Linked DNA regions of Homo sapiens: region 1 is linked to region 2. Evidence: read pairs that join two places in POLR2A ChIA-PET (ENCODE). Cell type or tissue: IMR-90. All regions are shown on one strand. Links, peaks and the distances in the headings refer to the core of each region. The heading gives the core; the rest is flanking DNA. Region 1 overlaps LOC105370502 (a long non-coding RNA gene). Region 2 overlaps DDHD1 (DDHD domain containing 1).

Region 1 (17,460 bases), core at 5,310-9,309, 78 kb before region 2:
GTCCACTCCCACCAGATACTTAATAAATGGACCCCCCCTACACACACACAAAATACACAAATGAACAGAAAAATGACTATGAAAGCACTTTTAAAGTCAAAGTGCTATGAAAAACATGTTGCAAATGAATCTGCAACCTAGTTACAATACAGACTTGCTTGTTTGTTTGTTTTTTGAAACGGAGTCTCACTCTCACCCAGGCTGGAGTGCAGTGGTACAATCTCAGCTCTCTGCAACCTCTGCTCCCAGGCTCAAGCAATTCTCCTGCCTTAGCCTACTGAGTAGCTGGGATTACAGGCACCCGCCACCACGCCTGGCTAATTTTTGTATTTTTTTTTAGTAGAGTCGGGGTTTCACCATGTTGGCCAGGCTGCTCTCGAACTCCTGACCTCAAGCAATCTGCCCACCTCAGCCTCCCAAAGTTCTGGGATTACAGGTGTCAGCTACCTTACCTCACCTTAAAATGCAGACTTTGATTCAGAAAGTCTAAGGTGGGGCCTGAGAGTTTGTATTTTTAATAAGCTGTAGGTGAGGCTAACACTGTCTATGGCCCACACTCTAAGTTGCAAGGTTTTATACTGGTGGTTCCCAGCTTTGACTATACATTAGAATTTCCCCATGGATCTCTGAGAATATAGAGTCTGATCCACTTCCCAAATTAAATCAGAATCTCCGAGTGTGAGACCCAGACATCAGTATTTTTAAAATGTTCCTCAGTAATTCTAATGCACAGCCAGGGCTGAGAATAGTTGATCTCTAAGTAATCACACATGATATATTCAAATTACCTTAAAATCTAAACTATGTGTTCCAAACATGAGAGTTTTCTATTATTTATGATTGCATTAATGTTGATTATACCAAATATATCATTTTATTCTCTTCAAATCACTTACTTATTGTAAAATAATGTCTTTACCCAGCATTATCTAAACAGCCAGAAAAGAAACTTCTAACAGCTTTTAAAATAAAGCTTTACTTAATATTTAAAGTTTACTTAATGTTTACTTGAATTTTCTCAACTTACTACCATCTTTAAAAAAAAAAGATCAGTAACTGTTTTATACAATAATTATGATATATATTTTTCTTAGAAATAGGCCAATGTACCTCCCAAAGAAAGTGCCCTCAACATTAAGGATGCCAAGTGTCAGATGTCACAGCATGTGGTCCTAAAAAGCTGACTTCCAGAGTGCTCCATTGTTTTTTGTTGTTTGTTTGTTTTGAGACAGAATTTCGCTCGTTGCCCAGACTGGAGTGCAATGGCGCGAACTCGGCTCACTGCAGCCTCCGCCTCCCAAGTTCAAACAATTCTCCTGCCTCAGCCTCCTGAAAGTAGCTGGGATTACAGGCACCCGCCACCACACCCAGCTAATTTTTGTATTTTTAGTAGAGACGGGTTTTCACCATGTTGGCCAGGCTGGTCTCGAACTCCTGACCTGAGGTGATCCACCCACCCCAGCCTCCCAAAATGCTGGGATTACAGGCATGAACCACCGTGCCCGGTTTCCGTTGTTTTTATAGTCTGTCTTAAAGAAGCAGAGTCAGGTGACTTTAAAAAAATCTATTTTAAGAAAAATTATCAAATAAAAATCCACAGCTACACAGAAGATATATTAGAGAGTGTTCTTTCAAACAAAATAAAGATCTTAATAGCATACCTTTAACTTATAAGTAAGTCACCAGAGTTCCTATAAAATATAATCCAGTCTTCTACTCAATTTCTACCAACTCTTCACAAAGACATCTGTGCCATAATGTAAGGAATGTTTATAGGGTTAACTTTGATCTTGGTGTTTAAAAAAGCAGCCCAGATAATACAAAACTTTCTAGACTTGGAGTGATCTGTTTTAACATTGTACTAGAAACGGGCTACATAATCCATTTCAGGTCCCTGAATCCTGGGTTTCAATCAGCAGATGCTGGAATCTCCTCTTGCCAAAATGTGAATTAAAATATCTCGTACAGTACTAGGAAGAGGTACTCGGCCAACACTGCCAACTCTAGTGTTGCTGCAGCTGAGTCTCAGAATGATAAAGAGAAGCTCAGTTATGCATTTGGTCAAACCAAAGCTGAGTGCAGGAACTAAGTAAACCTCTCACAAGCCTCTTACCCTTTAAGAATAAAAGATTGAGGAGAGGATGTGGAGAAATAGGAACACTTTTACACTGTTGGTGGGACTGTAAACTAGTTCAACCATTGTGGAAGTCAGTGTGACAATTCCTCAGGGATCTAGAACTAGAAATACCATTTGACCCAGTCATCCCATTGCTGGGTATATACCCAAAGGACTATAAATCATGCTGCTATAAAGACACATGCACACGTATGTTTATTGTGGCACTATTCACAATAGCAAAGACTTGGAACCAACCCAAATGTCCAACAATGATAGACTGGATTAAGAAAATGTGGCACATATACACCACGGAATACTATGCAGCCATAAAAAATGATGAGTTCATGTCCTTTGTAGAGACATGGATGAAATTGGGAATCATCATTCTCAGTAAACTATCACAAGGACAAAAAACCAAACACTGCATATTCTCACTCATAGGTGGGAATTGAAGAATGAGAACACATGGACACAGGAAGGGGAACATCACACTCTGGGGACTGTTGTGGGGTGGGGGTAGGGGGTAGGGATAGCATTAGGAGATATACCTAATGCTAAATGACAAGTTAATGGGTGCAGCACAGTAGCATGGCACATGTATACATATGTAACTAACCTGCACATTGTGCACATGTACCCTAAAACTTAAAGTATAATAATAATAAAATAAAATAAAATAATAATAAAAAAAAGGAAAAAAAACAAAATTACTTTCACACATACAGACTTAGTATCACTCATAATACAAAAGAAATGTTTAATAAATGTGTACTAGATTAATAAAAGAAATAAAAGACTGAAATAATAACCTTTAGAAGACTAATAGTTAAAATTCTTCATTAGGTACAACTCTTATGATGTACCTTTTCTGATAATCTTACATTTCCAGGCAATTGTAATTGTCAAAGAGATATTTGAAACAGCATGATTTGTATTCATGTTAAAAAAAAAAAAAAGATGACAATGTGCCAAATTCAATAAATTGTGCTATTGTGAAATATAACCATCTGACGGAAAGGAGAAGTGCCAGGAATTGGCCAAAGGGTTCTCTACACATAAATTTCCTAACGGACTGAAGTTTGTATTCTTATGGCTGAACTCAAAACACAAAAATGCTTTGTACATATTAAGGAAAAGCATTATTAAACCTAAGATCCAGCTTTTATTCCCCTCTAATTAACTCAGCACCTTGAAATCTGGTTTCCAGTTTTATCCTTTTTCTGAAACTTTTCTAAGATTAGCAATGGCATCCCACAGAAAAGAGAACAGGTGCCAGAAATCTGGAGAATATCTTTTCCCCCACTGATTTTCAACAAAGGGAAGAATATAAATTATATAAAACAAAATGGGTGGCAAATAAATCCACCATTGATTCTAGGAAAATCTCTAGAATTATTTTAAATATATTAAACACTTAGAAAATTGTGATCACAAGGAATTACACTGAATTCAAGAACACTCATGACAAACATTTTTTCCTAAGATTCGTAATGTGGTAAAAATCTCAGAACTGCTATAGGTACTAAAAATCTGCATTTCAGCAGTCATGATGTCCTTATGGACAAGATGAATAAAGCGACTGCTCAAAAGTACACATAGAACCAAACCCAAAGAATGCTGAGTTATGAGTCAAAGTCACCGCGGACAGAGATTTCCAAAAGCATTCCCCAGAGCACCGACCTTGTCCCTAACTACTTCAAGCTCTTACTGACAACTTGAATGAGGGTATTTGTGGCCCAGTGATCAAATTTTCAGACAATTTGAAGGTAGGAAATGCCATTAATGGTAAATAACTGAATTAGATCACAAAAAGGTCACAACTGTCTGCACCAATAGGCCAAATCTGACCAGATTTAATTTAACAGGACAAACATAAAGTACTACCCAACATTGGGTAGTTTACAAAGGAAAGAACTTTAATTGACTCAGTTCTGCAGGGCTTTGGAGGCCTCAGGAAACTTACAATCACAGTGGAAGGGGAAGCAAACATGTCCTTCTTCTCATGGCAGCAGGAAGAAGTGCCAAGCAAAAGGGGAAAAGCCCCTTTTAAAACCATCAGATCTCGTGAGAACTCACTCACTATCATGAGAACAATAGATGTAACCACCCTCATGATTCAATTACCACACATCTGGTTCCTCCTACAACACATGGGGATTACGGGAAGTACAATTCAAGGTGAGATTTGGGAAGGAACACAGCCAAACCATATCATCCAAGGTGTGTGTGTGTGTGTGTGTGTGTGTGTGTGTGTGTGTGTATCACATTTTATTTATCCACTCATTGATTGATGGGCATTTGGGCTGGTTCCATATTTTTGCAATTGAGAATTGTGCTGCTATGAACATGCATGTGCAAGTATCTTTTTTGTACAATGACTTTTCTTCCTCTGTGTAGATACAGAGGAGTGGGATTACTGGATCAAGTGGTAGATATACTTCTAGCTCTTTAAGGAATCTCCACAGTTTTCCATAGTGGTTATACTAGTTTACATTCCCACCAACAGTGTAAAAATGTTCCCTTTACACCACATCCACACCAACATCTATTATTTTTGGTTTTTTGATTATGGTCATTCTTGCAGCAGTAAGGTGATACCGCATTTTGATTTTGATTTGCATTTCCCTGTTAAATAGTGATGTTAAGCATTTTTTCATATGTTTGTTGGCCATTTGTATATCTTCTTTTGAGAATTATCTATTCACGTTCTTTGCCCACTTTTTGATGTGATTGTTTGTTTTGTTCTTGATGATTTGTTTGAGTTCCTTGTAGATTCTGGAGATTGGTGTTTTGTTGGGTGTCTAGATTGTGATGATTTTCTCCCACTCTGGGTTGTCTGTTTACTTTGCTGATTTATTTCTTTTGCTGTGCAAAAGTTTTTATGTAATTAAGTCCCGTCTGTTTATCTTTATTTTTGTTGTGTTTTCTTTTGGGTTCTTGCTTGTGCAGTCTTTGCCTAAGCAAGTATCCAGAAGGGTGTTTCCAGCGTTTTCTTCTAGAAATTTTATGGATTCAGGACTCGATTTAAGTCTTTGATCCATCGTGAGGTGATTTTTGTATAAGGTGAAAGATGAGGATCCATTTTCATTCTTCTACATGTGGCTTTCCAATTATCCCAGCATCATTGTTGAATAGGGTGTCTTTTCCCTGTTTTTTGTTTTTGCTTCCTTTGTCAAAGATTGGTTGAATGTAAGTGTTTGGCTTTATTTCTGGGCTCTCTATTCTGCTCCATTGGTCTATATGCCTGTTTTTACACCAGTACCGTGCTGTTTTAGAGACTGTGGCTTTATAGTGTAGTTTGAAGTCTGGTAATGTAATGCCTCCAGATTTGTTCTTTTTACTTAGTCTGGCTTTGACTATGTGGCCTTTTTTGGTTTCATATGAATTTTAAGACTGCTTTTTCTAGTTCTGTTAAGAAGGATGGTGGCATTTTAATGGAAATTGCATTGAATTTGTAGATTGCTTTTGGCAGTATGGTCATCTTCACAATACTGATTCTACCCATCTATAAGCATGAGATGTGTTTCCATTTGTTTGTGTCATCTATGATTTCTTTCAGCAGTGTTTTGTAGTTTTCCTTGTAGAGGTCTTTCACCTCCTTGGTTAAGTATATTCCTAAGTATTTTATTTTTTTGCAGCTATTGTAAAAGCAGTTGAGTTCTTGATATGGTTCTCAGCTTGGCTGCTATTGGTGTATAGCAAAGCTACTGACTGTGTATTTTAATTTTGTATCCTAAAACTTTGCTGAATTCATTTACCAGTTCTAGGAAGTTTTTAGATGAGTCTTTAGGATTTTCTAGATATACAATCATGTTATCAGCAAACAGCAACAGTTTGGCTTCCTCTTTAGCAATTTCGGTGCCTTTTATTTCTTTCACTTGTCTGACTGCTGTGGCTAGGACTTCCAGCACTATGTTGAGAAGTCGTGAAAGTGGGCATCCTTGTTTTGCTCCAGTTCTCTGAGGGAATGCTTTAAACTTTTCCCCATTCAGTATGATGTTGGCTGTGGGTTTGTCATAGATGATTTTTATTACCTTAAGGTACGTCCCTTTAATGTCCATTTTGCTGAGGGTTTTAATCATAAAGAGATGGTGGATTTTGTCAACTGCTTTTTCTGCATCTATTGAGATGATCATGTGATTTTTGTTTTTAATTATGTTTATGTGGTGTATACATTTATTGACTTGTGGATGTTAAAACATCCCTGCATCCCTGGTATGAAACCCACTTGATCAAGGCAGATTATCTTTTTGATATGCTGTTGGATTCAGTTAGCTAGTAGTTTGTTGAGGATTTTTTGCATCTGTGTTCATCAGGAAGGTTGGTCTGTAGTTTTCTTCTTTTATTATGTCTTTTTCTGATTTTGTTATTAGGGCAATTTGGCTTCATAGAATGACTTAGGGAGGATTCCCTCTTTATCTTTTGGAATAGTGTCAATAGGATTGGTACCAATTCTTCTTTGAATGTCTGAGAGAATTCAGCTGCTAGTCCATCTGGTCCTAAACTTTTTTTGTTGGTAACTTTTTAATCACTTTTTCAATCTCGCTGCTTGTTATTGGTCTGTTCAAAGTTTCTGTTTCTTTCTGATTTAATCTAGGAGTGTTGTATATTCCAGAAATTTATCCACCTCCTCTAGGTTTTCTTGTTTAGCACATAAAGCTGTTCATAGTAGCCTTGAATGATCTTTTGTATTTCTATGGTATCAGTCGTAATGTCTCCTGTTTCATTTCTAATTGAGCTTATTTGGATCTTCTCTCTTCTTTGCTTGGTTAATCTCTCTAATGGTATATAAATTTTACTTATCTTTTCAAAGAACCAGCTTTTTGTTTTATTTCTCTTTTATATTTTGTTTGCTTGTTTCAATTTCATTTGGTTCTGCTCTAATCCTGGTTATTCCTTTTCTTCGGATGCATTTGGGTTTGGTTTTTTCTTGTTTCTCTAGCTCCTAGAGGTGTGACCTTAGATTGTCTATTTGTGCTCTTTCAGACTTTTGGATGTAGGCATTTAATGCTATGAACTCTCTTCTTAGCACTGCCTTTGCTGTACCCCAGAAGTTTTGATAGGTTGTGTCACTATTATTGTTCAGTTCATATATATATATATATATATATATATATATATATATATATATATATATATATATTTTTTTTTTTTTTTTTTTTTTTTTTTTTTTTTTTTAGATGGAGCCTCACTCTGTCACCTAGACTGGAGTGCTATAGCACAATCTCGGCTCACTGCAACCTCCACCTCCCAGGTTCCAGCAATTCTCCTGCCTCAGCCTCTGAAGTAGCTGGGATTACAGGTGCCTGCCACCATGCCCAGCTGATTTTTGTATTTTTAGTAGAGACAGGTTTTCACAATGTTGGCGAGGCTAGTCTCAAACTCCTGATCTCAAGTGATCTGCCCGCCTCAGCCTCCCAAAGTGCTAGGATTACAGGTGTGAGCCACCACACCTGGCCTAGTTCAAAGAATTTTTTAATTTCCATGTTGATTTTATTGTTGACCCGAGGGTCATTCAGGAGGAGGTTATTTAATTTTCATGTATTTGCATGGCTTTGAGGGCTCCTTTTGGAGTTGATTTCCAATTTTAGTCCACTGTAGTCACAGAGAGTACTTGCTATAACTTTGATTTTCTTAAATTTGTTGAGACTTGTTTTGTGGCCTATCATATGGTCTATCTTGGATACTGTTCAATGTGCTCACGAATAGAATATACATTCTGCAGTTGTTGAGTAGAAGGTTCTGTAAATAGCTGTGAAGTCTATTTGTTCTAGGGTATAGTTTAAATCCATTGTGTCTGTATTGGCTTTTTGTCTTGACGACCTGTCTAGTGTCCTCCACTATTATTGTGTTGCCATCTATCTCATTTCTTAGGTCTAGTAGTGATTGTTTTATAAATTTGGGAGCTCCAGTGTTAGATGCGTATATATTTAGGATTGAAATATTTTCCTGTTGGACTAGTTCTTTTACCATTGTATAATGTCCCTCTTTGTCTTTTTTAACTGCTGTACTTTTAAAGTTTGTTTTGTCTAATATAAGAATAGCTACTCCTGCCTGCTTTTGTGTCCATTTTCCTGGAATATCTTTTTCCAACCCTTTACCTTAAGTTTATGTAATTCCTTATGTGAGTCATGTGTCATGTGAGTCTCTTGAAGACAGAAGATGCTTGATTGGTGAATTCTTATCCATTCTGCCATTCTGTACCTTTTAGATGGAGCATTTAGGCCATTTACATTCAACATTAATATTGAGATGTGAGGTACTATTCTGTTAATCATGCTATTTATTGCCTGAATACCTTGTAGTTTATTATTATTATTATTGTTTTATAGGTCCTGTGAGATTTACACTTTAAGAAGGTTCTATTTTGGTGTATTTTGAGGATTTGTTTCATGATTTAGAGCTCCTTTTAGCAGTTGTTGTAGTGCTGGCTTAGTAGTGGCAAATTCTCTCAGCATTCATTTGTCTGAAAAAGACTATCTTTTCTTCATTTATGAAGCTTAGTTTTGCTGGATACAAAATTCTTGGCTGATAATTGTTTTGTTTAAGGAGACTAAAGATAGGACCCCAATCCCTTCTAGCTCGTAGGGTTTCTACTGAGAAATCTGCTCTTAATCTGTTAAGGTTTTCCTTTATAGGTTATTTGATGCTTTTGCCTCACAGCTCTAAAGACTATTTCCTTCGTCTTGAGTTTAGAAAACCTGATGACTGTGTGCCTAGGTGATGATCTTTTTGCAATGAATTTCCCAGGTGCTCTCTGAGCTTCTTGTATTTAGATGTCTAGATCTCTAGCAAGGCTGGGAAAGTTGTCTTCTATTATTCCCTCAAATATGTTTTCCAAACTTTTAGATTTCTCTTCTTCCTTGGGAATACCAACTATTCTTAGGTTTACTTGTTTAACATAATCCTAAACTTCCTGGAGGCTTTGTTCATTTTTTTTTATTATTCTTTATTATTTGTCTTTGTAGGATTGGCTTAATTCAAAACCCTTGTCTTCAAGCTTTGAGGTTCTTTCTTCTACTTGTTCAATTCTATTGCTGAGACTTTCCAATGGATTTTGCAATTCTCTAAGTGTGTCCTTCTTTTCCAGAAGTTGTGATTGTTTTTTATTTAGGCTATCAATTTCACTGGAGATGTTTCCATTTATATTACTTTTTTCATTTCCTTAAGATGGACTTCACCCTTCTGTGGTATCTCCTTCACTGGCTTAATAGTCAACCTTTTGAATTCTGTTTCTAGCAATTTAGAGATTTTGTCTTGGTTTGGATCCATTCCTGTTGAGCTACTGTGATCTTTTGGGGGTGTTAAAGAACTCTGTTTTGTCATATTACCAGAATTGTTTTTCTGGTTTCTTCTCATTGGGGTAGACTATGTCAGAGGGAAGATCTGGGGCTCAAAGACTGTTGTTTAGATTATTTTGTCCCACCGGGTGCTGCTTTGACATAGTGCTCTGCACTTTCTCCTAGATTTAGGCCTTCCTGAGAGCTGAACTGCAGTGATTGTTATTTCTCTTCTGGATTAGCCACCCAGCAGAGCTACCAGACTCCAAGCTGGTACTGAGGAGTGTCTGGAAAGAGTCCTGTGATGTGATCCATCTTCAGGTTTCTCAGCCATGGATACCAGCACCTGCTCAAGTGGAGGTAGCAGGCGAGTAAAGTGGACTCTGTGAGGTGCTTGGTAGTATTTTTGTTGTGTTGCATTGGTTTTGTGTTGGTTGGCCTTCAGCCAGGAGGTGGTGCTTTCAAGAGCACATCAGCTGTGGCAGTACAGGGAGGATCAGGAGGTGGGTGGGGCCACAGAGCTCCCAAGAAGTTATTTTCTTTGTCTTTGGAGTTCCTTGGCTGTCCCATGGAGCCTGAAGTTGAAGTTCAAAGGGTCTGTGGATTATCTTGGCTTTCCTGGTATGTTCCTGTAGTAGTTATTGGAGCAAAAGTTCATGATATGGGTCTCCACACGCTTCTCTGTCTGTCTGAGTGGGAGCTGCAAGTTAGTCCTGCCTCCTATCTGCCATTTTCCCAAAATTTTAAAATTCTCTAATTTTGCCCTAGCCCAGGCCAGGGCCAAGGCTGCCTCAGGGAGCAGTGGTGTGCCTGTGGACTGTGGCTGTGGGGTGGGTCTGGCACCTTTTAAAGTTTGATAAGAAACATTTACCAACTATTCTCTCTGAAGCCTGCTACATGGAGACTTCATCTGCGTAATAAGAACCTTAGTCTCCACAACCCCTTATCTTAACCCAGACATTCCTTTCTATTGATTTCAGGTCTTTAAATAACAACTTAACTCTTTCAATCAGTTGCCAATCAGAAAATCTTTGAGTCCACCTACGGTTTGATTTGATTAATGTTTGCTTGTAACTTCTGTCCCCCTAAAATGTACAAAATCAAGCTATAACCCAACCATCTTGGGTAAATGTTCTCAGGACCTCCTGAGATTGTGTCACAGACATGTCCTTAACGTTGGCAAAATTAACTTCTAAATTGATTGAGACTTGTCTCAAATACTTTTTAGTTTACAGTACATTAATATGGTAATACTCTAACCCTCTACAAGCCCTTTATTTGGGCTTTACTGAACTGCCTACTGTATAGCCCTACTGTATAGCCATTTCTAAGCAAATCTGAAAAACATTTATGATCTTAATAGCTATAATTTATTAAGTGTTTCTTGTGTACCTAGCACTCAGCTAGGTATTTATAAATAAATTACTTCTAAACCTCACCAAAATGCAGCAGGGGTATGCATTATTACTTCCATTTTATGTATATCCTCACGGAAACTCAGATGATTTAGAGATTTATGTGTCCAAAAATCAGAGGTCAAGTGCCTGGCCCACCTTCTTTCCACTTTCTCCCCAGATAATTGTCCCCAAATATTTTGGCCATCTTAGAAAAGTAGTCCCCATTCCAAGCCCAAACCCACCAAGTTCCTCAGCAGTTCCTAACCTTAGTAGAATAGTCCTACAGATGCATTTCACACTTTGTTACCTCTATGCAATACATTCATAGCTTTATTTGGTCACTGACTGTATTAGTTCATTTTCACACTGCTGACAAAGACATATCAAAACTGGGAAGAAAATGAGGTTTAACTGGACTTACAGTTCCACATGGCTGGGGAGGCCTCAGAATCATGCCGGAGAGTGAAAGTCACTTCTTACATGGTGGCAGCAAGAGAGAAATGAGGAGGAAGCAAAAACAGAAACCCTGATAAGCCCATTAGATCTCTTGAGACGTATTCACTATCATGAGAATAGGACAGGAAAGACCACTCCCCATGATTCAATTACCTCCCCCAGGTCCTTCCCACAACATGTAGGAATTCTGGGAGATATAATTCAAGTTGAGATTTCAATGGGGACACAGCCAAACCATATCATTCCGCCCCTGGCCCCTCCAAATCTCATGACCTCACATTTTAAAACCAATCATGCCTTTCCAACATCCCCCCCAAACTCTTAACTCATTTCAACATTAATCCAAAAGTCCACAGTCCAAAGTCTCATCTGAGATAAGGCAAGTCCCTTCCACCTATGAGCCTGTAAAATAAAAAACAAGCTAGTTACTTCCTAGCTACAATGAGGGTACAGGTATTGGGTAAATACAGCCATTCCAAATGGGAGAAATTGGCCAAAACAAAGGGGTAACAGGGCCCATGCAAGTCTGAAATCCAGTGGACAGTAAAATTTTAAAGCTCCAAAATGATCTCCTTTGACTCCAGCTCTCACATCCAGGTCATGCTGATGCAAGAGGTAGGTTCCCATGGTGTTAGGCAGCTCCACCCTTGTGGCTTTTTAGGGTACAATCTCCCTCCTGGCTGTTTTCACGGGCTAGCATTGAGTGTCTGCAGCTTTTCCAGGTGCACAGTGCAAGCTGTTGGTGGATCTACCATTCTGGGGTCTGGAGGATGATGGCCCTCTTCCACTAGGCAGTGCCCCAGTAGGGACTCTATGTGAGGGCTCCAACCCCACATTTCTCTTCTGCACTGCCCTAGCAGAGGTTCTCCCTGAGGGCCCCACCCCTGAAGCAAACTTTTGCCTGGGCATCCAGGCATTTCCATACATCTTCTGAAATCTAGGCAGAGGTTCCCAAACCTCAGTTCTTGACTTCTCTGCACCCGCAGGCTTAACACTACGTGGAAGCTGCCAAAGCTTGGGGTTTCCACCCTCTGAACCCACAGACCAAGTTGTATGTTGGCCCCTTCCAGCCATGGCTGGGGCAGCTGGGACACAGGGCACCATGTCCCCAGGCTGCACAGAGCACAGGGACTCTGGACCTAGCCCACGAAGCCCCTTTTTCCCCCTGGGCCTCTGGGCCTGTGATGGAAGGGGCTGCTGTGAAGTTTTCTGACATAGCCTGGAGACATTTTCCCCCTCATCTTGGGGATTAACATTAGGCTCCTTGCTACTTATGCAAATTTCTGCAGCTGGCTTGAATTTCTCCCCAGAAAATGAGCTTTTCTTTTATATCACATTGTCAGGCTGCAAATTTTCTGAACTTTTATGCTTTGCTTCTCTTATAAAACCGAATGCCTTTAACAGCACCCAAGTCACCTCTTCAATGCTTTGCTGCTTAGAAATTTCCTCCACAAGATACCCTAAATCATTTCTCTCAAGTTCAAAGTTCCACAAATCTGTAGGGCAAGGGCAAAATGCTACCAGTCACTTTGCTAAAACATCACAAGAGTCCCCTTTGTTCCAGTTCCCAACAAGTTCTTCTACTCCATCCGAGACCACCTCACCCTGGACCTTAACATCCATATCACTGTCAGCATTTTGGGCAAAGCCATTCAAGAAAGTCTCTAGAAAGTTCTCTAGAAAGTTCCAAACTTTCCCACATTTTCCTGTCTTCTTCTGAGCCCTCCAAATTGTTCCAACCTCTGCCTGTTATCCAGTTCCAAAATCACTTCCACATTTTCAGGTATCTTTTCAGCAACATCCCACTCTACTGGTAACCATTTCCTATATTAGTCCATTTTCATGCTGCTGATAAAGACATACCCAAGACTGGGAAGAAAAAGAGGTTCAATTGGACTTACAGTTCCATATGGCTGGGGAGGCTTCAGAATAATTGCAGAGGGCAAAAGCACTTTTTACATGGCAGCAGCAAGAGAGAAATGAGGAGGAAACAAAAGTGGAAACCTCTGACAAATTCATCAGATCTCATGAGACTTATTCACTATTACGAGAATAGCATGGGAAAGACCAATCCCCATGATGCAATTCAATTACCTCCTCTAGGTCTCTCCCACAACACGTGGGAATTCTAGAAGATACAATTCAAGTTGAGATTTGAATGGGAATACAGCCAACCCATATCACTGATGATCACCTGAATCACAGCTATGGTGGTGGCATCCAAGATTCTGAAAGACTTCTTCATCAGGTCTCTAATTCTCATCTTGTAGGACTTACAATGGCCATTTCTTGTTGAGATGCCACTCTTGAGCCCCCAAACCCACCACATTGTAAGTGTAACATCCCTGAGGGATTGATTTAACAGACTTGAACCAACCTTTGCAAATATAACAGTGAGAAAATTAAGACACTGAAAGAGATATCATCTAACCAACCCCTGTGTTGCCTTTAACCCCCAAACTTCCCTTAATCATTCCTGGGCTTGGGCCAAGCTAACTTTGAGAGATATTTATAGTTTAAATGATAATAGCCCTCCCCCAAAACTAAACTGCCTTTGTAAAGCTAGTGACAGACCACCAAGTTAGGAGGATGAGAGGAGCCTGAATTCTGCTTTGGTGTGGACATAAACGATTATCAGCCATTATTATTTATGTCACAAGATTTGCAACTTCCCTAATTACTCCTGCAGATAACATTACTGTCATAGAACCTAAGATTGGCCATTTGAGCTGTCTTTTCAGATTTTTCTATTTCTGAGGATGATGGCTCCACCCAGACCCACCAAACCATCCTGTGGCCCCCACCCAGAAGCGGGCTGTTTTTCACACCCCTGTGATTGCATCCCCAACTAATCAGTGGCACCCATTCCCTGGCCCACTAAACTATCCTTGAAAAACCCTACCTCTGAATTTCAGGAGAGGCTGATTTGAGTAATAATAAAACCCTAGTCTCCCATTCAGTCAGCTCTGTGTGAATTAAACTCTTTCTCTTTACAATTTCTCTGTCTTGATAAATCAGCTCTATCTGGGCAGCAGGCAAAATGAACCCATTGGGTGGTTACAGACTTACATAGGAAATGTCATGGTAATATGCACTGAAAGATCCATTTGTAGCTGAGATTCCATTTAGGAAGCAATTAGGGATTTTAAAGAGCTCTCCATCACTGCAGTATCACAAATTGCTTATCCATAGAGAATAAATTCAGATAGACACAACAGACATCTCACATAAGAGACCAGAGCTGAAGCAGCCAAGATTCAGGGCTGATAAATGAACACTAGATTCTCAAGTCTCCATCTTTCTGGGTTCACCTTTTGCTTTAACATCCAAATGCTCCAGCTCAAACCCCCATTCCAAGCACTGTAGGTGGTTCAGAACCTCTGCTAGGATTTTTGTTCATTCATTCCAACAACTTTTTATTGAGTAACTACTGTTACTCAATGTGTCAAGCTCTTATTCTAGGCACTAGAAATATAACATGAAAAGCAGGTTAAAAAAAAAAAAGTACTGCCCTCATGGAGCTTACATTCTCTGGGTGTGTTTGAGGTAGGGGAAATGGGGAGGAGGTAGGCTGTTCTGGTGTGTCCACTCTGCAGCCCACTTCCCTGTAGTCCCCTGTATCCTGCTAGCTGCTGCCACCTCTCTCTGCCCTGGTGGGAAATACTACTTTCTTCACTACTTTCTTCATTCCCCATAGCACACCACAAATACAAGCTATCTAGACATCCTTCAATCCAATCGAGTTGACACCTAACATTAACTATTGCACCTAGTGTTGGTAATAATAACAGGAAATACAACTTTCATACATTGTTAGTGTGAAAAGTAAATTGATACAACCTTTTTGATAGGTAATTAGGCAATAAATGATTCAGAAATTCTACTTGTAGGAATTTTTCCTCAGATGTATATAAAAGGATATTTTTTACAGCAGTGTTTCCCATGGCAATATGACTACAATAATGTAAATGTCCATCATAGAAGTGGTTATATAAAACCTAGTACATTCATACCATAAAACACTACGCAAAATACTATGCAACCATATTGAAAAATGAGGTAGGTCACTGAAAAGCTATATTATAGACTTCTTAAGTGGGAAAAAGTGTGATCTCACTTATATAAAGAAAAAATGTATACATAGCACTTCTAAATTTCAGTCCAAAAAACTGAAATGTATTTTTAAGAATGTCACTTTATTTCTCTAGAGCTAGATATAATATCTACATGGAATTTATATTCAACCAAGTGGCAAAACTTAATCTTCACCAATTTGATGTCCTACTTCCCAGGGTTACTTTTAAGTTTCAGGGGGTTTAGAGTTTGGCAAGGCATTCAATAGACAAATACACCTATTCCCTAGAATAGGTATCTATACATGCTGGCATCCATGAGTCATACTTTTTCCCATCTGCTCTTTTGATCATTTCACCAAGGATCAATATTTAACTGGTACCCACCAACTATAGCCAGGATAATGTTTTAGCCAGTTGTCAAAGCACTGAAATACTTCTAAGCCAGTTGGTACACAGATGCTGCCCAAAACACTGCTCCACCCACCAGACCCACCCACCCCAACTCTCCTCCACCCTTGGAGCCACCCTTACCTCTCCCACAATCCATTAACTAAAGGGTATTTCTAGGCACGGCAGGGTTTCCAGGACCTGCTCCCGTGACACAGCCAGCATGTCGTCCGACTGGCAGGTGCCCAGGCCAAATATTGTTGAATATGTGCTCCCTCAGAATACAACCAAACTAATCTATTGATAAGGCAAAGCTGAGGTTTATTAATTACTGCAGTATTGGAGAGCACTACCTTAGTAGTGAGATAAATTATCAGTAGTATCTTGGAGCAGAAATGCAAAGTCAGGACGTTTTTGGGGCTTACAGATTGAGTTTAAGACAGGTCTTCCAATAGGGGGCGGTTTGATTAATACTGGGTAAGAATCACGTTATAATCATAATTTGTGTACGTAGCAAGGTAGGGGTTTTAAAGCAAAGGTTTTAGAAACTCTTGGAGAGCAAATTATCATGATGCTTATTTAAATAAAATTTTAACAAAGTTCTTGAAATGGAAAATATAGTTAATTGCGATTTTTATGTTTCTAAGAGTATCCTGAAATAATAAAGCTATCTTGATTAAAACAATTAAATGGTAAAGTCATGTTAATGTAGAAGACATGCTGTTTGTCTATAGATGGCTTCACTTCTGTGTTCTCTCTTGTAGTCATTTTTAAGCCTGACCTGCAGGGTGCGATGCTTAACATCTGGGACGTGATCAATCCACCTCTTCATTACCCTTGTGGGTTGCCATGATTGAGCATCACGTGTCTGAAGATGGTGCTATGGTTTGAAGATGGGTTGTCCCCACCAAAACTCATGTTGAAGTTTTATTGCCAGTGTTCGGAGATGGGGCCTAGTGGGTGGTGTTTGCCCAGGCTGAGTGCAGTGGTGCAATCTCGGGCATAGGGGCAGATCCCTCAGGAATTGATTAATGCCATCTCTTGGGAGTAAACTCAACTCCTGATATCCTTTAACCTACTCTATTTTTTCCATCACACTTTTCACCTTCTAACATATTATATCTCATTTACTGTGGTTATGGTTTACTGTCAATCTGCTCACTCCCCAAAAGCAAAAAAATTTTTGTTTTTCTTTTTCACTGATGCATCCAAAACACTTAGAAGACTACCTGACACTGGCCGGGGGTGGTGGCTCAAGCCTGTAATCCCAGCACTTTGGGAGGCGGAGGTGGGCGGATCACGAGGTCAGTAGATCAAGACCATCCTGGCTAACACAGTGAAACCCCGTCTCTACTAAAAATACAAAAAAATTAGCCAGGCGTGTCGGCGGGCGCCCGTAGTCCCAGCTACTCGGGAGGCTGAGGCAGGAGAATGGCGTGATCCCAGGAGGCGGAGCTTGCAGTGAGCCGAGATCGCGCCACTGCACTCCAGTGTGGGCGACAGAGTGAGACTCCGTCTCAAATAAAAAAAAAAAAAAGACTACCTGACACTTAAAAAATATCCGATGAGCAAATAAAGCACTTAGAAAAGTACCTGGCCAATAGTCAGAACCATGTAAGTGTTCATTCTCAAGGAAGATTATCTAGTGAAAAAGGAAAAAGAAGAAAACTTTTTTTTTTTTTTTTGAGATGGAGTCTTGCTCTGTTGCCAGGCTAGAGTGCAGTGGCACGATCTCAGCTCACTGC
Region 2 (4,000 bases), core at 1-4,000:
ATTGTGGTGGGATTATCATTAGTTCTTATAGGTTTGGGATAGGTGGGCCAGGGGTGGATCTCACAAAGTACATTCTCAAGGGCAGGGAGAATATTATAAAGTACCTTGTTAAGAGCAGGGGAATATCACAAAGTGCATTATCACAAGGGCAGGGAGGGTGTATTGTCATAAGGTCAGTTGATCAGTTAGGGTGGGGCAGGAACATATCACAATGGTGGAATGTTATCTTTTGTGGTTCTTCAGTTGCTTCAAGCCATCTGGATGTATACCTGCAGGTCACAGGGGATATGATGGCTCAGCTTGGGCTCAGAGGCCTGACATTATGCAGTTATGGGCTGTAGGTAGAAGTGATAGACTTTTGTATCAGAACTGTTGGCTTCTGGCCCTTTTTTGCTGACATAATACATATGGCCTAACTGAACCAGCTGTTGCACTTAATTTCTTATGCTCCTACAGTGGACTGAAGGTTAATATCTCCCCAAAATTTGTATGTTGAAATACTAAACCTCTAGGTGATGGTATTGGGGAAGTGGGGCCTTTGGGAAGTGATAAGGTCATACGGCAGAGTCCTGTGAATCGCATTAACACCCTGCTCCTTCCCCACTTCCACCATGTGAGGGCACAGTGAGAAGGCACAATGAACCAGAAAGTGGACCCTCACCAGACACCAAATCTGCTGGTGCCTTGATCTTAGACTTGGCAGTCTCCAGAGATGTGAGACATAAGTTTCCATTGTTAAAAGCTACCAACTTTATGGTATTTTATTACAGCAGCCTAGATGGACTAAGACAGATCCTTAGTCTCCATATATTAGTCCATTCTTATGCTGCTATGAAGAAATATCCAAGACTTGGTCATTTATAAAGGAAAGGGGTTTAATTGACTCACAGTTCCACGTGGCTGGGGAGGCCTCAGGAAACTTACAATCATGGTGGAAAGGGAAGCAAACTCGTCCTTCTTCACATGGTAGGAGGAGAGAGAAATATAGAGCGAAGAGGGGAAAGCCCCTTATAAAACCATTAGATCTCGTGAGAACTCACTGTCAGAATAGCATGGGGCAACCACCCGCGTGTTCTGTTCACCTCCCATGAGGTTCCTCCCCCAACACGTGAAGATTACAATTTGAATTACAGTTCAAGATGAGATTTTGGGTGGGGACATGGCCAAACCATGTCATTCCACCTTTCTTATTCTGTCTTGGTTCATACAACTATACAACTCAATGTAAAAACAGACTCTTAAGGATCTATTTTCACATAAAAAGACCTACCTTTTACTAATAACACCAGGAAGTAAATCAGAGCATTGAGTTAGCTTGCCAGTCATTGTGTGTCTGTAGCGATCTTACCTTCAGGTCTTAGTATGTATTTGTTTTTTGATTCTCTGGGCTTCCTTCTCCAGCTGTCATGGCATAAGGTTTTTATTTTAGAAGACTTGGTGGGGAAAATGGTGTTTAGTTCTACCAAATGGCTGAGGATTCTTCACGGTTAGTCTTGATGTAGCTGTGTGTAACTACTGCATGTGGATTTAGAAACTTCAAACAATATTCCACAAATTAAAATAATGCCATAATTTGGCATGAGATTTTGTAGTTTACAAAGTACTTTCACATACATTATTTTATTAATCCCCATTGTAACCCTGCAGTGAGACAATATCTTCATGTTATAGATGATAAGCTGAGGCTCAGAGAGGTTAAGGGGTGAACTGGAATTTTAGGCTAGGCCTCCTGAGTCCTTAACCCAGTTCTTTTTCTACTGTTGTACAGTCTGCAACTTCACTGTTTACACGATTTGAGCAGATAATGAAGCTTAGGTTGCCAATAATACTTAATATCCTGGATTATTTTGTAACCTGTGTAAAATTTCCTCACTCAACTTTATTGCTATGTATTCCTCCTGTTTGATGATTTTCTAAATAAATTTCTCAATTGTCTGGTAACTTTAGTTTCTTAAGTGTTTCTTCTGCTTTTTTAAAAAAACATATGTTCAAGCGTTTACATCTGTGCTTGTTAGCATTATGAATTTTGACTACACAAATCTTTTTCTCCTTTTTCTCTGTTCTTTTTTAAAAAATTTTAGTTTCTCTTTTGATTTCAACCCGTTAGAGCTTAAATTCTCACGTGATTGTTTTATTTATAGCTAGTTAATCCTCCTGACTAGTAACTATTTTGACAGTCTGACATTTGTTTGCCATCTTCTAAACGCTGTGCTTCTCTTTTGTAACGTGAATTGTTTTCTTTCAATACATTTTTTCAAAACTTTAATTTCATTAATTCAACAAATAGTTAATATTTACTAGGTAAAAAAAAAGATGGGAATGACCACTTCTACGTCAAGTAAAAAGCTTTCCAGAGAAATTGATGCTTGATATGAGTCTTAAAGAAAGATGTTACATCAGCCGGGTGGGTGGCTCATGCCTATAATCCCAGCACTTTGGGAGGCCAAGGTGGATGGATTGCTTGAGCCCAGGAGTTCAAGAGCATCCTGGATAACATGATGAAACCCCATCTCTACTAAAAATACAAAAAATTAGCTGGGGATGGTGGCGCATGCCTGTAGTCCCAGCTACTTGGGAGCTGAAGTGGGAGGATTACCTGAGCCCGGGAAGTCGAGGCTGCAGTGACCCGTGATTGCTCCACTGCACTGCACTCTAGCCTGGGAGATGGGAGTGAGACCCTGTCTCAAAAAGAGTAAAATAGGGTATGCAGACACTACATTTAGATGTATTATAATGAAAATGTTTGAATTCATATTCACTTCTATTTCACCCTTTCAATTTTTCTATTTTTGTGTATCATAATGAATCAAACATTTTAGAACAATAATATATATACATAATTTGTAAATATGTATACATAAAAATACTGAAAATATTTTTACCTTGGGTAAATGATCAGATTTAGAGAATTAACTGTTTTTAACTAGTTGGGAACCAGTGATCACTTATGCAAGGACTGTGTTTTGTGATATATAACTTGAAGAACTTAAAGTACATATTTCTGGACCCTATCTTCAGAGACTGGTTTATTAAGTTTGGGAAGGAATCTTAAAAAATCCATCTTTGCTGGGCGCGGTGGCTCACGCCTGTAATCCCAGCACTTTGGGAGGCCAAGGCAGGCAGATCACGAGGTCAGGAGTTCGAGACCAGCCTGGTCAACATGGTGAAACCCTGTCTCTACTAAAGATACAAAAAATTAGCCGGGCATGGTAGTGGGTACCTGTAATCCCAGCTACTCGGGAGACTGAGGCAGGAGAATCATATGAACCCAGGAGGCGGAGGTTGCAATGAGCCAAGATCACACCATGGCCCTCCAGCCTGGGTGACAGGGCGAGATTCCATCTCAAAAAAAAAAAAAAAAATCCATCTTTTAATTTAATTCCTCAGGTGATTCTGACTATAGGCCAGGTTTAGAAACCACAGGTTTAAATCATGGAAAATATGTAGAGTAGAAAGAGAAAATAGAAAAGTTTGAATGACACTGTGCTGATATTAAAAGTTTCAACTATGTTAATACATATTCTTTTGATTTTAATAATCTGATAGAATGGCTATAATCAGTGTGGAATTGATTGTATCTACTAAGCTAAAATCAACACTGAAAATTCAGACAACTGTTTTACGGTTGTATACTCCATTTTATTTAGCAAGGTTTTTCTTCCATATCTATGCAGGTTATATCAAATATTTTTTTTCTTAGCTAAGTACCTAGAGAGAAATTTTTCCCTAAGCATATAAAATTCTGCATTGCCTAGATCCACCAAAATATTAAACTTGGAAGAGTTGATATAAAATGGCCTGTGATTTAAAGTCTCTTCTCCAAATTGAGATGCAAAGAATTGAGAATATATAAAAGCTACCTCCATGAATTAAAATTTGCAAAAAGGCTAAGAGTCTTATGTTGGAGTCCTTGCCCTGATACCTCAGATTGTGACAGTATTTGAAGATAAGACCTATAAAAGAGGTGATAAAGTTAAATTGAGACATTTAGGGTAGGTCC

What was found. ChIA-PET counts read pairs that join two places held together with the same protein. Peaks named below come from ENCODE experiments on the same cell type or tissue, not always from the same donor. Only the 100,000 strongest peaks of a DNase experiment are listed, where the experiment ranks them.
Region 1: POLR2A ChIA-PET joins it to region 2 with 6 read pairs; 2 of 35 experiments call an interaction of 5 or more read pairs at or near these places.

What each region holds. Positions count from the first base shown.
Region 1 is chr14:53,195,241-53,212,700 of GRCh38, reverse strand. All of the region lies in intron 5 of LOC105370502 (a long non-coding RNA gene), which reads right to left. Among named protein-coding and RNA genes, the nearest start is that of DDHD1-DT, 51 kb to the right of the region's middle. In IMR-90, for the core only: no CTCF peak of the experiment used is centred there; no DNase peak of the experiment used is centred there.
Region 2 is chr14:53,125,065-53,129,064 of GRCh38, reverse strand. All of the region lies in intron 1 of DDHD1 (DDHD domain containing 1), which reads left to right. Among named protein-coding and RNA genes, the nearest start is that of DDHD1, 26 kb to the left of the region's middle. In IMR-90, for the core only: no CTCF peak of the experiment used is centred there; no DNase peak of the experiment used is centred there; H3K27ac peaks cover 374 bases.